Regions from separate parts of the Homo sapiens genome. Here region 2 is linked to region 1. A link is a loop called in an ENCODE intact Hi-C map of the cell type or tissue named here. Cell type or tissue: Caco-2. All regions are shown on one strand. Links, peaks and the distances in the headings refer to the core of each region. The heading gives the core; the rest is flanking DNA. Region 1 has its middle 120 kb from the start of TMEM144. Region 2 has its middle 58 kb from the start of TMEM144.

The links. A loop is a pair of places that touch in the nucleus more often than their neighbours do. Peaks named below come from ENCODE experiments on the same cell type or tissue, not always from the same donor. Only the 100,000 strongest peaks of a DNase experiment are listed, where the experiment ranks them.
Region 2: a loop joins it to region 1, with 2.4 times the contacts of the local background. A loop is called at or near these places in 4 of 110 quality-filtered maps.

Annotation. Positions count from the first base shown.
Region 1 is chr4:158,326,119-158,329,053 of GRCh38, reverse strand. No RefSeq gene overlaps it. Among named protein-coding and RNA genes, the nearest start is that of TMEM144, 120 kb to the right of the region's middle. In Caco-2, for the core only: no CTCF peak of the experiment used is centred there; a DNase peak (open chromatin) is centred at 1,323.
Region 2 is chr4:158,267,180-158,270,114 of GRCh38, reverse strand. No RefSeq gene overlaps it. Among named protein-coding and RNA genes, the nearest start is that of TMEM144, 58 kb to the right of the region's middle. In Caco-2, for the core only: a CTCF peak has its summit at 1,380; no DNase peak of the experiment used is centred there.

The DNA.
Region 1 (2,935 bases), core at 221-2,720:
TTCTCTGTTCTAGGCAAAACACACTAGAACCAAGATTGTTAGATTGTATTAAAATAAAACTAACAAGTAATACACCTTAAATACAAGGCATAGAAAAATTGAAAGTAAAAAATGGGAAGTCTTTCTGTGAAAACACCAATAAAAAATGGAAGTAAAAAAATGGAAAGTCATTCTATGCAAACACCAACAGAAAGAAAGCTTACAGAGTTATACTAATAACAGATAATGTAAACTTTAAGGCAAGGATTATTACTAAAAATAAAGGGAAATATTTCAAATGATGAAAGATACAATTCACCAGAAATGTATAACACTCCTAAATTCGTATACGTAGTGTCCAAATATGTAGAACAAAATTGACGGACTCAAAAGAAGAAATTGCCAAGACCATGATCATAGAAGAATTTAATATACCTGTCTCAGTAACTGATACAACAGAGAAAACAATCAGCAGACACACAGAAATTTAGAACACAGCTAGCTTACTTTGCTATGTGCATGTATGTATGTGTGTATAAAACATGCTGCTGGAACATAACCTTCAGCAATTGTATTATACATATTATATTCAAGTTTACATGGAATACAACAACATTATGTATAGCTGGACAGCAAAGTAAGCCGCAACAACTTCGCAAATGTTAAATCATACAAAGTATATGCTATCGTCATAGTAAAATTGTTAGAAATAAATAACAAAAATACAATGAGAAAAAATCCCTGAATGATAGAAGATTTTACGTTTCTAAGTAATCCACATGTCAAAGCAAAAATCATGATTAAAACTATAATATGAAACTATCACATAAAAACTTGTGGAATTCAGCTAAAGCAGTGCTCAGAGGAAAACTTATAGTTTTAAATGCATATATTGCAAGAGAAGAAAGTCTGGTAATTTATTATGGAGGTATTCATCTCAAAAAATTAGAATAAAAATGGCAAATTAAACTAAAAGATTCTAGAATAAAGGAAAATTTGAGAACAAAAATTAAAGAAATTGAAAACAAAAATACACCAGGAAAGTTAGTACTAATGAAGTGGCTACATTGTCTGGAGTAAATACCTGGGGTTTGTCGTCTTGTGCCAGGAAAATTTAGGACATAAACACACAGGAGGAGTTTAGGAGCAGAAGTTTAATAGGCAAAAGAAAGAGAAAGGAAAACAGCTCTCTCTCTAGTGAGAGAGGGAGACTGCCAAGATTAAAGGTGGGCTGGTGGCGGCTGTGCTGGACTTTATCTTCAGCCTTGAGGAGGCAGTGTCTGATTTACATAGGGCTTACAGATTGGTTCGATCAGGTATGACATTTACATATTGCACAGGGAAGGCTGGCTACCCCACCCTAACTTTATTATGCAAATGGGTTTCCAGTTGACCTGGGCCAACTTGTCTGCTCCTTACAATACACGTGGCTGACAAAGAGAAGGGAAGGTGGAGCTGCCTTCTTGAACGTGAGTGGCACAACTGCCAGCATCTATGTCTGCAGCTCAATTTTACAGGCAGCTCTTTGTTAGAACAGACGATAATTTGGGGCTGCTTTCATTAAATGGAAAACCTTACCCAGGACTTTCTTACCCTCACTATCTGCCTAATTTCTTCTTAACTCCTGTATCACTAATAATATTTATAAATATCTTGCAAGACTGATAAAAGAAAAAGAGAAGGTAAATATTATCAACATCATGATTCTACATACATTAAAATGATAAGAGGATATTATGTACAACTTTATTGCAATACCTTTGAAAATTTAGGTGAAATGTATAATCTGATATAGGAGAAAACAGGAAATCTGAATAAGTCTATTTTCTGTTAAAGAAATTTAGTCTATAATAAAACAACAGCAAAAACAACAATAGAGAAAAGTCCAGCCCCAGAAGAACTCAATAATAAAGTCTTAACAAACATTTAAGGAAGACTCATTAACACCTTAAACACAATTTCCCCAAAAGTAGGAAAAAAGGAAAACATCCAATTCATTTTATGAGGCCAGTGTAACATTGATATCAAACTCTGTATAGGAGATTTCAAAAAAGAAAAATTGAAATCTAGTTTGTCTCATATATATATATAAATGCAGAAATCCTCAAGAAAATAACACAACAAATTTAGGTGTATTCTGGGAATGCAATGTTGCTTTAATATATGAAAAATGAAGTAATTCACCGCATTAGTGGCAAAAAGTAGAGAAAAACTACAATAATCTTGATAGACGCAGAGAAAGCACTTCATAAAATCCAATATCCATTTTTTGACTCAAAAAATAAGTCCTCCGAAACTAGTATTCACTGGGAACTTCTTTAATGTAGGAAAAAACCTACAAGAAATAACACACTTTATGGTAAAATAATAAAAGCTTTCCTCCTATGATTGAGAAGGAGAAAACAATGCTGAATACCACCATTTCTATGCAACACATTACTGGAAGTCCTACCCATTGCCAGCCTTAGCAACTGGACTATCTTCAGGACCTAGCAATAGCTCTGGATCTCTGACGTTGCTATTTCTGCATCTTTCAGGAACAGCATTCTCTTCCCTACTTTAGGGCTTCTGCTTATACTGACATTGGCCTGTATCATATGCTGGCACTAACTCACTCTCTCCATGTATTTCACAATCAAACTCCATTGAAAAGGAGAGTTGTACCATCATGTTGGAAAACTATTGGAAATTATCTTGAAAGGTGGAACATTTGTATACCACACAACCCAGTGATTTCACTCCTAGGCAGACCATGAAGAAAATTTTGTACCTTTGTATCAGGAGCCATTAGAAGAAAGCCTGTGGCAGCACAGATCATGTTATTGCTTTTTTTCCCTACTATAAAAATAATGGTATTTAACAGTAGAATGTAATAAGAAATTGTGGAGGATTAAAACAATAAAAGATACAGTTGTGAAAATATAGTAGCATATAACTACTTAGATAAATTGTGGAT
Region 2 (2,935 bases), core at 137-2,636, 59 kb after region 1:
AAAGGGGATGATCTCTTTCCTCTTCATTGTAACGGTCACGGCGAACACCTCTGTAACAAAAGGCAGGTTAACAAAAAAAAGCATGACAAATTTATTGGAGTATAGCTTTGCATTGACACAGGAGCCTTCAGAATGAAGACCCAAAGATACAGGGAAAACTATCTATTTTTATGCTTAGTTTCAAAGAAGTATGGACAGTTGTGTAGAAATGCGACTGAACACAGGGGTACAATCTAACGTGAAGAGACAAAGTGGGGAAATTCGGCAAGGCCCGCCTGTTTAGATTCTTCTTGGTCTCTTTGTGCAGCATTTCTTCCTTCCTGGTATGGGGTGGGACCCCTCAGGAATAAGGGATTTAATTTCTTTATGGCCAGCTTTTACACAGAAAGGTTGGGAAAGGTTGGAGTAATATTTTTACTGAAACCTTTACTCCAATTTTTATGGCTGGCTTTGGGGAAAAGGGGTTCTGGTTTCTATGACCTGTCTTGGTGAAGAGGAATTCTAGTTTCCGTGGCTTGCCTCAGGGGAGAAGGAAGGGTGAGAGATGGAAAGGCAGGGGAGGATGAGAAAGAAACTTTGCCTCTGAGTCCTTCATTTTGGGGTATCATTTTCTGAGCCCCAAGGACCAAGGCTAAAGGAGTAGCCCTTATCAAAAACATTGCTGATCTTCCTGGTGGAGGGAAAACAGAGACAAGGGGAACCCATAATGGCTCGTATAGTTTATGCTATGACTAGACTTCACTCTATTTACGTTCCATCAATCAAAGCAAGTCATATGGCTAAACTTCATAGTGGGGTAGGAAGGACAAAATTCCTGCAGGAGTGGCCAGAAGTGGAGGTGATTGGTATGGAGGAACATTGAATGCTTTGATGTTAATGCACTCTGCCACAAATATTCCTGGAGATTTTAATTCTATAGATAAGGTCCATGGAAGCTGTACTTGTAACAGCTCTCTAGAATTTTGATGAGTCCGATGAAGGTACCCCATGCCTGGGAATCAATACATTAAAATATAAAAAAATTATTACAATCTATGGTATTGACATATAAGTAGAGTGACTATAGGTCCTGATCAGCTAAGGCTTACTTGTTGGTCCAATATAATTATCAAGAGTACTCCCCTTTGTTCTCAAGAGTATCCCAGTCCATGTGATAAAGAATATAGTCACCCTAAGAATAAGTCATCCTTTATGAAAGTAGGGAAGATGGACACAGTCTTCACATGGACTTAGCTCAGTATATTCAGCATTCCCCTAGGCCAATCATATAAACAGGATCTCTTTGGCTCTGATGGATGGTATTCCAGAGAAATGCTCGTCCTGATCTTTTAAAATTCACTGACACACTTTTTCTAGGAGTCTCTAGAGGGAGCTCACATCTGCTAAAAAAGACAGCTGTTTTTGTCCTTTTAATTATGTATTAAAGGCAAAACAGTTGTTGTGCCTCTTTATTGGACTGTTTCCCACCAGGTACCTCTCTACTCACCTGTCCCTGCAGAATAAATATATGTTTTACCCCACTGATGTCAGGGTTGACAACCACACTTGCATTGATCCGTGAAAGAAAAATGAGTGGAAATAATGGTGCCTCTTTAGAACAGACATTTCAAGCATTATCACATGGTTCTGCCTTCTCTCTTTTCCCTCTACCTTAAGAATAGAATGTGTCAAATGAAAGTTGCTCCCTCAACATTGGTCCCAGAATGAAGATGTGGAACAAGGTGTAACTAAACCTCAAAGGACATGTAACCTAAGGAACACATGGACTTTTTGAGTAAACTGCTGTGATTCTGGGATTACTTGATAATGTAGCATAATTTAGCCTCTGTATTGAAGATCTAATTGGGATTAATCTTTCTAGACTAAGTAATACAATATAAAAATTCAAGAAGCAAACCTACAGGGAATACAAAAGCAAATTTAAAAATTCAGGAAATATTAACTGACAGATGAAATTGAAAAAAGTTTGGTTTAAAGCATGTGAAAAAGACAATGAACAAAGTTAAAAGATATGTCCTAAGTTTAATAATCTAAGAACACTTAATATAACCTTACTTCTAAGCTTCCATTAAACATTTGTAGAAATTTATCTTAGTGCACAAAAGCTGTTTCAATACATTTAAATAAATAAAAATATATTAATTATATGAAAAATAGAAATTACAAAAGTAAAAATTTAAAATCTCCAGCCACCTGGAATTTTTTAAATGCTATCTTAATTATTCCTGTGTAAAGCAGGATATTAAAACTAATAATGCAGACTATCTAGAAAATGAAAACAAACTCTATACACCAAAACTAATAACTTGTCTAAAACTATATTTGTAGAAAAATTAATAGCTCTAAGTACTCACATTTACTAAAATATGGAATATTGAATTAAGTACTTAACCCAGGTAGATGAAAAATAAAAAAAGAAGTCCCAAGACCAATAGAGAAAATCAATGAAAAAGTTGGTTCTTTGAAAGATCAATAATATTGATAGGTGGCTAGCCATGTTAATTATGAAAAAGAGGACACAATATTAAAAATAAAAGAGAAGACATAATTCCAGAGCCTATAGACATTACAAGGATACCAAGGAATATAATATGAACAACTCTTATGACCACAAATTTGATAACCTAGATGAAATAGCTAATTCCCTGAAAGATATAATCTGCCACAACTCACACAAGAAGAAATAGATATGAATATTTGAATATCTATTTGATATATTTGAATGTTATATATGTATTTAATAGGCCTGAATAGGCCTGTATATATATTAAAGAAATTGAATTAATAAATAATAACTTTCCAAAACAGAAAGCACCAGGCCTAAGAGAAAACACTCGTGAATTTTACCAAACATTTAAGGTAGAAATCATACCAATTCTCTACAATCTCTTTTAGAATATAGAAGCAGGAGGAATAGTTCTTAACTCATTCTATG